Linked DNA regions of Homo sapiens: region 1 is linked to region 2. The links are chromatin contacts, found by Hi-C or POLR2A ChIA-PET in ENCODE. All regions are on one chromosome and are shown on one strand. The core of a region is the stretch at or near the end of the contact, and the rest is flanking DNA. Distances in the headings are between cores, read along the strand shown. Region 1 has its middle 130 kb from the start of LINC01931. Region 2 holds the start of RND3 (Rho family GTPase 3).

Evidence for each region. A loop is a pair of places that touch in the nucleus more often than their neighbours do. ChIA-PET counts read pairs that join two places held with the same protein, here RNA polymerase II (POLR2A). Pooled maps may share reads with other maps.
Region 1: a map of ascending aorta shows a loop between it and region 2 (4-fold over the local background). The contact joins the enhancer-like site here to the promoter of RND3 in region 2. A Hi-C loop is called at or near these places in 12 of 168 maps with a recorded cell type or tissue (Caco-2, Calu3, HCT116 and 9 more) and 7 of 50 pooled maps. POLR2A ChIA-PET finds 5 or more read pairs at or near these places in 2 of 52 experiments (MCF 10A and PC-9).

The regions. Positions count from the first base shown.
Region 1 is chr2:149,987,697-149,993,463 of GRCh38, forward strand. No RefSeq gene overlaps it. Among named protein-coding and RNA genes, the nearest start is that of LINC01931, 130 kb to the left of the region's middle. Within about 2 kb of position 1,920, at least 7 of the 41 ENCODE cell types and tissues checked have a DNase peak (open chromatin) inside an H3K27ac peak, as active enhancers do; they include PC-3, PC-9, ascending aorta and 1 more, where a contact is called at or near this core.
Region 2 is chr2:150,484,619-150,490,503 of GRCh38, forward strand. It overlaps RND3 (Rho family GTPase 3), which reads right to left and starts at 3,049. Exons shown (of 6, transcript NM_005168.5): 1 at 2,931-3,049; 2 at 2,650-2,837; 3 at 2,076-2,163. The coding sequence starts at 2,799.

The DNA of each region.
Region 1 (5,767 bases), core at 670-3,169, 500 kb before region 2:
CCAGATCAAAATTTTCATTGTATTAAATGACCTCAATCATCATAATCCTGGCAGATTTTAAATATATCAATCTCTTCTGAGTAGCTTCCCCCGACCAACACTAGAACCTTAATCATCTATAAAACTAAACTGAGAGGTGAACAAATTACTTAGAAACGACACTGGAGGTAGAAGACTAAAGGAGAAGCCAGGCATGGGTTAACCCATGAAGCAGGACTGCATAGCAGGATTTAGTCAACTGCTGGAGAATGTCTGCATCGAACACTACTTGTCTAATTTATCTCTTGGTCCATTTTATATGGAGGCTATGTCCACCAGCCCTGGTGCAAATGCTTACAAATGATTCTGTGTAGAACTTGCATGCAGCTTCCAGTACAGCAAGCTCTCTATCTGCAGCAGTACTCACACCATTTGAACATCTGTCAGGAAAATCAGTCTCAAAATTCTTTAAATAATAAATACTTGTAAATAATTACCATCATAAATTTCAAAGATTTCAAAGATTTTGATTGAGTTCTGAGTAGGGAAGGAATGATAAAATCAGAGAAATATGGCTATAAGTTGCTTTTGGAATAATGAAGGGTTTCCATTAGTCAAGGCACTTCTGTGCTACCATGAGCAATGCAAATTGTCTCTTTATAAACACACATCCTATGCAGAGTACCACAAAGTAGAACCAGTATGCATTATCAGCAATTGGAGTGATGTTGGTAAAGTTGTGGTTGTGGTGTGGGTTGGGAGATGATTCTGGAACTTTAGTCTGCCTGACTCTTTAAGGAAATCTAAATTTATTGAGCACTTTCCATGTGCCAACGCCTGTGATAAGCACTATGTATGTTGCCTGATTTAGACATTCAATGAGGAAATGAGCTCAGCAAACTTGGATAATTCATCCCGGATGACCTATCTAGGAAGTCGTGAATCCAGAAACTGCACCCAGGTCTATTTGCTCCAATGTGTCCTCTCTTGAGTATTTTACTATATTTTTGTCTTGTTACTATGATCATTCAATTTATTTTAAAAATTCAACATGGTTAGAAAAGAAAGCATAGATACACGTGAGAAGGTGAAACATGAACTCTACTGCCAGCATATAGGCGAGGTAACTTAGAAGAGTGGAAGGTTGCTCACCTGTACTGACAAGAGAGGTGGCCAAAGAAAATGGAGCCATGAGGACAGACGGACAGCAGCATTGAAGGGAAACTGATTACCTCACTCATCTCTTTACCTCCACTTGTCTACCTGCTCATCTCCACTAATGCCAGCCTCCTCATTCAGGATCAAATATGTTGATCATGCTCTCACTTCAGGCCCTTTGTCCTTGCTGGTCCCATTGCCTGAATCATTCTTCCCCTAGACAGTCTCAGTGCTCTTTTTCTTGCCTCCTGCAGATCTTTGCTCAAATGGTAGCTTCTCCCAGGGCATTATTTGACATTGTATCCCTCTGGCATTCCCAGTCCCTCATTCCTGGCTCATTATATACAATATGTTTATTTTAAAACATCTATTTCTCCCAACATAATTAAAGCCTCTTTGAGGACAGGGATGTTTGTTTGTTATTTTGAATGTTTTATCCTTAGCACCAAGCACATTGTCTGACATATGGTTGGTCTGACATCTGCCCTCAGTAAATATTTACTAAATAAATTCACTAATCAACAAATATCACAAAAATAATTCTTATGCCAAAGTGACATATTTTGGGGTGGCATACCCTGATCCCTTTCAGCTCCTTCCCCCATACTAAGCAAAGGTTACTGTTCTATATGGCTGCAAAAACATCAGCCAGTGTAAAAGCAGTCATTCTATAGGCAAGCAGGCACATTCCTAGTATTCTTTAAGGTGGAAGTCATTCACTAGAGCTGACAAATCTTTGATTCTTTGAACTGGGGAATAATTGTTTTGGTTTCTAAGTCCTGCTTGGGTTGAGCAAACACATACCTGGCTCATTATCAATAACCTTCTTAGTTAGGCAAATAGGTGACAATGTCAATAGGAATTTCAAAAATATGTGTGCTGGCAAAATAAACTCTGCCTTTGGAAACATCATCACAATTTAACTGGTTCTAAGTTACTCAGGCAGCCTAGGTCATTGTGTGCCAATGCACTGAAATTGCCCTTTAACAAAACTGGCACTGGCAGCTAGCAGTCAAAATTGAAATGTTTCAGCCAACAGAGCTGCTTTGGAATCTTTCCCACATACCAATAAATCTCTTGATCTTGGGAAAACATTTCCCGATATTCAGGAACTTTTCTATTGTTCGTTGCAACTTTCCCCAGAGGACACATAAGGCTTTCCTAGACCTTTGGACACCCACATAACCTTCATATACTAAGTGCTCAGGTCAGAAGTAAGCAACATTCACTGGGGGCTGTGATTTGAACACTAACTTTCTGCTTTTTTAAAATGTAAGGGGTGAAGAAAGGGCCTGAGAATTTCTCTGCATTGAGGTGAAGTCTCGTGTATGGAGTTCGAGTCTGCTCTGTCTTCATAGCGACGTCACTATAACATTGTCCCTAATGCACTCTCAGTGAGGAGCTAACTGCTACTGAAAGTTTCAAATTTTATGTAAAAATAAATCTGTGATAATCACCTTTCTCCTGTTAACCAGCTTATTGTTGAAGTTAAGCATTCTTGAAGACACACACATTTGGTAATCTAATGTATGATCAGATTTTGGTGCTCTAAACAAATCATCTTTCCCACAGTATGTTCCTTAAACATTAACTCTATAAGGTCTCATAAAAAGGAAAGTTTTCTAAGACTAAGTGACTTATGAAATTCTGTATCTAATCCTCTTTTGTAGAGTTGTCATATATATTGGTGACCTGAAAAGGGCTACAAAGACTAAATCTGTTTCACTTGGCTTATTCCAGAATTTGCCAAATTTGACTGTAATTCCCCTTTTCTTCTGTTAGATCTAGTGACATTCTGCAGAACTAGCAAGCATTCTAGGAAACTCAACTTTGACAACACTATTCTAAATACAGCAAACACAATCAAATGTTGTTCAGAAGTCAGAGTTCTTAAAACTTCAGCCTTTGGTTTTTCGGCAGTCTCCATATGGGATTATTTTAGAATAGGGGTCTTCAAACTTCTTCTGTAAAGGGACACATAGTAAATATGTTAGACGCTTTACAAGACACATAGTCTCTGTCCTTTGCAACTAGCTACTCAACTGTGCCAATGTATGAAATTAGCCACAGATAATATGTAAACAAATGAGTGGCTGTGTTCAAACAAAACTTTATTATCAAAAACAAGCCACAGACTCAATTTGAGCCATAGGTTGTAGTTTGCAAACCTCTGTTTTAGAGTGGGGCAACCACCTCTCATTCATATCTAATACCTAATCAGTTATCTAATTCATATCTAATATCTAATTCATATCTAGTATCATATCTAGTATCTCTCATTCGTATCTAATACCTCTCATTTATATCTAATACCTAATCAGTTATCTAATTCATATCTAATATCTAATTCATATCTAATATCTAATCAGTTATCTAATACCTTAAGTTATCTAATATTATACCTAATATCTAATCAGTTATCTAATACCTTAAGGGTACATGTAAGATTAAAAAGAAGGTCACTGTGACTTTGTTCGGCAGCCAAACTTGGCCAACCTTAACTTTTAAAAGACTGGAGCATAGTTCACTTAGGTCAGTATATAAAATCCATCTCATGTTAATCACAACCAAGATGAACCAGCATCCTCAGAGAAGATCCATAACTTGTCTGTCGTTTGAAACTAAGAGAACAAGATACAGGTAAGTGCCCCACTGCTTTGATAATTTGCTTTAAAGCAAATGGCCAACTTTAAATGGCAAACTAGGAATTTCCCAGTAAAAAGCAAGTTGATTTACCAGCAGTACTCCAAACTTCCTTTTGGAGGTTAAGTAAAACAGGGAGGTTCTTAGAAAAGGAAATCTGCCTTAAGTACTAGAAAATTCCAAACTCATAATTATTTTAAGTCAAGCCCTATTGCAGAATCAACAGTCTCCATTATGCACAAGGGACCACCCACCAGAAGAGCATCCAAAGATAATAATCTATGAGAAAGGAGACCACAAAAATGCGGATACTGAATTTCTGGCAGGACCTTGGAGCTTATGTTTAAAGAAGTGATTGTCCCTTAGATACCAAGGCCATTTCTCTAGCTTTATGCTGGCAAGTTTTCTATTTATTGATGCTTTATCTTTGTGTGACTCTTTTTGTTAACCCTTTCCAATGCAAGTATTTTGGTTCCCCTGCAGTATCAACAAAAAAAAAAAAAATACATATTTTTGAAAAGCTTTATTTTTATTTTTGTTGAAAAGCTTTATAAAAAGCTTCTAGATTAATAGAATAATAGGATTTTAGCACTGGAAGGAATCTAAAAATACCTAATCTAACTACCTTGAAAAGATCAACGAGGGATCTTGTCTGAGATACCAGATGATCATCCACGACTATCCATGAGATCCAGGTTTCCTGGGTCATGCTGAAGGCTGTTCAGAGGACAGATTCTCAGAGTTGACATTCTAGACCTGTGAAGGTTCCTTGTCAGGTTCTTGACTAGGTTTCTTTTCTCAGAATAAATGACATGTGCAACATCCCAAGGTAGGAAATGTTACAGAATACAAGCACATTTGTTTCTACTTTGTTATAAATCATATGCACACTTTGAAAATAGTTAAGGCTTAGTGCCTAGGATACATGCATTCTCAAGTAGCAGGAGCATTTTGGCTAATACTCAACTGGGAAAGAAAATCTGGCTGTGCCTGCAAAACTAATGATCTGTACATCTTCTGCATAAGTTGGTGTGCATTGTGAAGAGATAGTGCTATTGAGAACTTGGGAAGAGTAAGTTTTGAGGGCAGTTCCCTGGAGGAGAAACAGGAAGTACAGAGGTTTATATTTGTCTCCTTCTGCTTAGATCAACTAGACTAATGCATGAGCTTTCTGCAGGTAGAGGCCAAGAGGATTTTTTCACAAAAGCCTTTATAAAATTTGGGCTAACTGTGCTAACTTGAGGTCCAGAATTAGGGAAAATGGCTTTCTTTCATCTTATCTTCAGCATTGTGAAAGTTCAAGAGAACTCAGTGCATTTGGAGACTTGAGGGTTTTACAAGCCTTGGTAGCCAAAGGAGATGGCAGGCAGAAAAGCTGTTTTTCATAGAGTTGTTGGCAGCTGTGAAGTGTCCACTCAACTAAGCTTGAAGCATGCAGGGGAGGAAAAAAATGTCTTTTCTTTCAATCTTAAGGTCATAGCTGAAACTCCCATAAGAAAAGACAGATTAACAAGTGAGAAGCATATAGATTTACTTAATAGAAGCTTTCTGTGACATTGGAGACTTCAGAGATGAAAACACAAAGAAACAGGGAAACATAAGGTTTGATGAAGAGTGGACAGTCATGGAGAAATATGATAAGACAGAAGGGTATGGGAAAAAACTAAGGGCATCATAGCAAGGCCTGTTTGTTCAGATTCTCCTCTGTCTTCAGGATAAGGATGCACGTTTCCTCTGGGTATAGGGAGGGCACCCTCTATTGAGGGTCTTATGACCTGCTTTAGGGAAGAAAAAGGATGAAAGGAAGGCGAGAGTGGCCTTCCTGCTTCTGCTATTTCCTCAAAAGCTGAGTTGCCATATTTTGGAATAGTGTGTCCTGAACCCATCAGGAAGCCAGCATCTAGAGTCCCTGTGGCCTTGTGGGAGATCTGTCCTTGGGGCAGAGCACCAGGGGATTTGGGAAGGAGAGGGCTCTAAGGCCAGCCTA
Region 2 (5,885 bases), core at 1,799-4,298:
AGAGCTGAAGCCAACCAACATCCTGGGAAACAAAAAGACCTGCCTGTCCAGCGTAATAAAGCCAAGAAGTGTACAGCTGGGAGAGATCCTGCACATCATCTAGCTCAGTGTCCTCTTTTTACAGATGATGAAAATGAGACCCAGGGAGATAGGGGATTTGCACACAGAAATCCATGGTAACCAGGAGCTAAGATCTAAACACAGCTTTGTATCAACGACTGGTTCAGACACACTGCTCCACCCCGTGCCAAAATAATTTTTATCGTGCATTAGGTCCAAACAGGGCTGCCGGTTGGGGCAGGGAGTACTGGTGCTTATTATCGGTACCACACCAGCTGTGCCATCCAGTAGGCATAACAAATACATACCATGATATGTCTGGGAATCAGAGCCCATTAAGTACCAGGCTGTAAAATAATTCTGATAGGAACTACTGAAATAAGGAACCACTTGAATTCTGTCTACCAACACCTTCTCCAGAGTTTCGAGTCTGTGTACCATCCCCAACAGAAAACACGGCGGCAAAGTCCTGATTCTGCTGCCCTTGGAACGGCTGAGAAAGAGCCTGACTCCAGGGGGAAACAAAATCAGCCCTTCTCACTGCAGCAGTCGGAGCATCTGGCACCGACCATGAGAGGCGCTCGCTCGTGCGAGACTTCTCGCTTGCCTTTGTGCTGGGACTGCCTCTGGCGACCCTGTCAGTCTGGTTCCTTCCTCTTGCTCTCTGAACCCCCGCGTCCCTCGGGGGCTCCAGCGGTTCAAGCCCAGCGGTTCTGTGGGAAGCTCACAGAAACACCTCCACGAGGCCACTCCCCGCTGGGCGCGGCTCCACCTCGGGGCCTCCCCGCCTAACAGCAAACCTGCTTGTTGGCACTTGCGCGTTCCTCCTCGCCAGTTTCACCCGGATTTGGCTCGGTCCGCCAGCAACCCAGCTCCTTGCTAAATTCCCAGCCCTAAGCGCAGGGGCCTTTACCCAGCCTTCCCAGTGGGTCCTGCTTTTCCATAGCCGACACCCTTCTTGGAAACAAACTCGCTAGACACCGCTGGTTAGGGCGGCGGGTGCCTATGTCCCAGCCCAAGACCTCAGATGGTGCCCCCCTGCCACTCCCCGGCCTTTGACCTGGCCTAAACCCCTAACTCAGCCGGGGGGCCGGATGCCTTCCCACCGGGAGGGTACCTAGCCCTCCCTACCACCGCGCGCCAGGTAGGTGGGTGGGCGCATGGGAAAGCAATAACCCGGCCTTGAACCTCAGACCCATGAATATAACCCACCGCGGCGCCAATAATTCAAGTAGACTGGAAGGTCAAAGGCGAATAGTGTTGCCCGCGGCCTTGGAGGCAAGCCGAGTGGGGGATGCAATAGAGGTCAGGAGGGGCTGGTGTGGTGAAGGGGAAACGGACGTGATCACTGGGATGGAGTGGGGGAAAAAGGGAAAAGCTCGGTACAGGTGGGCACCGAGGCACCGCGGGCGGCCGGCAGCGCGAAGAGGAGGTTCAGCTGCTGCCCGGCCCCTGCGCCACCAGCGCATTCCTGGGTGTAGGCGTCACGGGCGCCGCGGCTGCCTGCGCTCAGTTTCTTTCCCTCAACAGCGGCAATTGCACGTAACCGCGTCGCCTCTGGGATTTTCTCCCGCCTCCCATCACCCCCGCGGCGCTCCCCGCCTCCCCGCCAACCAGCAGGTTAGATCTAGGAGGGGCGCCCGCCTTGAGCCGGGTGGTTCCGCCGAGGCGCACGCAGCGCCCATGCAACACCCCACAGTATCGGGCCACCTCGGCCGACCCAAGGCGACTTGACCACGACTCCGCGGGCGGACTGCGCCTGGCCACTAGTGGCTCCAACCGCGGGGTCACCCTGCGGGCACACAGCGCTCTCCTCTCCCCACTGCTATCTCCTCGTCCACGCTGTCGTCTGCCGCCCCCACCCAGAAGGGATACAATTTTCGCCCAACAGGGACCGTGGGAATCCCTTGGGAGGGGCGCAGACGGCTTGTAGCGCGCGGTTTCCCGAGACCCGCCGCGCATCCCCCAGCGACTGGAAACCCGCCCCAAGCGCCACGCGGTCCTCCCACTCTTACCCGAAGTGTCCCACAGGCTCAACTCTATTCTTTGTGTGTCGATTTCAAAACTGGCCGTGTAATTCTCAAACACTGTAGGAACGTAATTCTGGATAGACAAAATGGGCAAAAGAGGAAGGAAAGAGGGCAAAGAGGTTACGTTTAAACGCACGACACCCATTGAACACCCTTCCCCTCCCCGCTCCCCAGTTAAGAAAGAAAACCTTCACACATCAGACCACACACTAAGCACATGGACCCTTTCCGAAACCCCTGTCCTACTCCCCACTCACCCCACCCGGCTCTCACAGATCTGCTGACCCGAATCTCCCAACCCCAGGTTATGCACACAGGAACGAACAAGTTTCAGGAGCTAACCAGCCCATGTGCAGGCGCGTCCCAACCCTAAAAGCTTCCAGCGCACTTTCCCTTTCCCCGCAGTCTAATCAGGGGAAAGTAGTAAGGACCGAGAAAGACTTTTTTTTTTCTTTTTTTTTTTTTTTAAGGGAAAACGGATGAAAGCGGGGAGGCCCACCTCGGGACTGGGATCCCACTGGCCGACCCCCTCGTGGAAGCCGCGGCCGGCCACACTCACCTCGGGGAAGCAGTCCTTGGCGAAGACATGGAGCAGCGCAGTTTTTCCACACTGACTGTCTCCCACCACAACTATCTTGCATTTCACGTTCTGATTAGGATCCATGATAGATTTGCTGGATAATTTCTGGCTGGCTCTTCTCTCCTTCATTGATGTTGCCTTATTTTCTCTTGGAACAGGAATTTTCTCTTAAGAAGAAAAAAAAAAATATATATATATATATATATTTCTCTCTTTATAAAAAGCAGATATAAAAATAAATCACAAGGCTGATGGGCAACCTCTGAAACGCGGCGCAGACGAGGAGGAGAGCGAGAGGAGCAGGCTGGTTACTCCCCTCCAACAAGTTTTAAGCCTGACTCCTCACCGCGCCTCCCAAGTCCAATTCCGAGCCGACTGCTTTGTTTCACGCTCTCTGCGCGGCTTTATACGCCCGGCCTTCCAATCCTCTTCTTTCTCAATGAGAGGAGGAAACTGATCTGCCTCCTCCCCTTTTATGGAGCCTGGGAGCGAGCGCTGTTGGCGTTGCATGCCGAAAATGTAAGCAGTGCGCCCTCTAGGGTGCCCATTCGGGATCTATTTTAGACCAAGGCTCTTAGACAACATGAAGATCCCAAAGATGCTTTGCTGACAAGTCCACAGGGCAAGGTGGGAAACTGGTATCTGTGCATACTGATTTGAACTACAATCCCTTTAAATATAGTTTAATAGGGGCTTATCTGTAGAAGCCTCATGAGCATTTATGAAAACAAAAACATTTCCCACCCAAGTTAAAGGACAGTGATAAAACATAGGAAGCAAATCTTGGGTGGAGAATAGTTGAGTGGTTCTATTTTTTTTTTTAATGGTTTGTATCAGGTACATAGGCCATGGACCAATAGATCAGCCTCTTTATTCCAGATGCAAGAACAGGCTTGCCTGGGTCACGGTAGTAGACTGGCTTCTGAAACCTGTCAGTTTCAGTCGTACAAGTGGAGGCAGAAAGGTTTCGAGGGGTGGGTACAGGAGGTGGGAGGGGAGAAGAAAGAGAAGTGGAAGATGCCCATGACTGAGTGACAAAGGCCATTGGAAACTCAACCCTACTGCGCTAGGGACCCAAACACTTGTCAGCTTAGTTGCACCTCCCCACATTTGCAGTGAGGGGACTGGTGGGGGGGCAGATTTTGATACTATTAATTCTTTATCTATAGCCTCCATCTTCCCGGAATCAAAGCACCCTAGACTGGACTCAGAAGGCACAAACATCTTTAGCTGAAAAATGCAGATACAACCCTCCACCCTCTCTTCTGTCCTCCTCCACATCCATCTCCCTAGCCCTCCAACTCTTCCCCGCAAGCAAAAATCTTAGAAAGGACCAGAATAGCCCGCACATTTGTTCTTTTTCTATGAGAAGTCTTTCTTTTTCTCATCTTCAGCTCCTGCACCCTAAATGCTCAGGAGGTTTCAATTGTTACAATGTAGTAGCACACTGGCCAAAACCAGCTTATATGGTCCCCTGTGGAGACTCCTAGGCTTGTAAATGAGAAGATAAGGTGAAAACAAACAAATCAGAAAGTTTAACATGGGAAGTGAAAAGGCACAATGAAGAGTTGTCAAAAGCACTGATGTAAGTAGTGGACTGGTAGGGCCCCTGAAGCCTAGGGGATCCAGGAATGATGTCCTATTTGGGGCTGAGAAAATTGGAGCCCCCTCAAAGATCATTGACTCAGACTCCATCGGTGGGTCTGTGTTTACACAAGGGGAGGGTTGACCCACAGAGAAGCGGGTTGCTGGCCCTGCTAGGGTTCCTAGAGCAGCCTTTGCCAATGTTTGTTCTTCTGAGCTTTAGTTCCCTCCTGACACAAAGGGTGCCATGGCCCAATTAGTGAGGGCGACACTGTACCCACATCACTCACTGAAGATTCGCCAAGCACACTAATGTTACAAACATTTAAAAATCCCAGAGAAAAGCAGACTATTTAACATAGTTTAACCTAGCATTTCCCAAAACTACTTAACACAGGAAACATTAATCAAATTATTCACGTTTGTTTACTTGTTTAAAGAGCAATGGGCATAGTAGTTGGGGCAGGAGATCACAAAGAGGTGTATTTGGGTCCCCAACTTCACATTTTCTGTATGACTTTGGATGGATTATTTAGCCTCTCTGAGCCTCAATTTCATCATCTGTAAAATAGGAGTCATAATGGTAATTATGAGGAAATGCAAGTGACGTTTGCAGAATGGTTTCTGGCACAATAAAGAGTCCTTGACCTGTGTTATAGTTTGCATGTAAAATCTTATTTGCACTTTTCAGAACTGTTGAATGTGTCTTGAGAAATTCTGGCTTCATTGGTGGACTCACTAATTGGAGCTGTGTCCATCCTATCTTTTGTCTTATTTTTAACTTAATGAAATTACCCCTTTCCAGAGATATGATTTGACCTCCCATATTTCAGAATTGATGTAGTTTATATGGTTAAATCACTTTAACAGAAATAATTAAGAATGTTTATGAATTGGCTGATCAATGAATAGGGTAACCACATAATTTATCATCTAAGCTGGGATTTGAGAGCAAAAGGGGCACTACCAATGATTGTGGCTGGACAACAGAGGTAAACAGGGTCTATCCCAGGCAAAACAAGATGCATAATCACTTCACCATAGAATCATCTGGAATCATAGTGGATGACTATTTTTGGAAATCAGGTGACCTGAATTTCCAGGAATCTGCCAGTTGCTGAGCAAAATTTAATGGATGTATAACAGAGTAGAAAAACCAACTGCCTGAAGTCACCAGGATTTGAATCCCTCTAGGGTAAACATTCTTCCTTTTCCTTTTTAAAATCTCTAGTGTTCAGTGTGAAGTGGATACTTAATATATTTTAAAATTCATCTAACATTTAGTTTAACAATTACTTACTCAGCATCTGCTGTAAACCAGGCACTGTTCTAGGAACTGCAGATAGAGCAGTAAACAAGACAGATCTGTTTGCTACTCTCAAAAAGCATACATTCCAGGCAGGAGATAGACAGTAAATAAAGAAGTAAGATCACCCCATGTTTTTCTTCATAGAAAACATGGCACGGCATTATTAAAGCATAGTAAGGTAGGGATCAGACCCATGGTCCAGCAGAAGGATGCTCACAGACAGTGGAAAGGTTACAGGCTGGAGGGAAAGGGCTTGGTAGGTTTGAGGAATAGAAGAAAGGCCAGAATGACTAGGGCCTGCTGAAGGAGGGAGAGTGTAGGT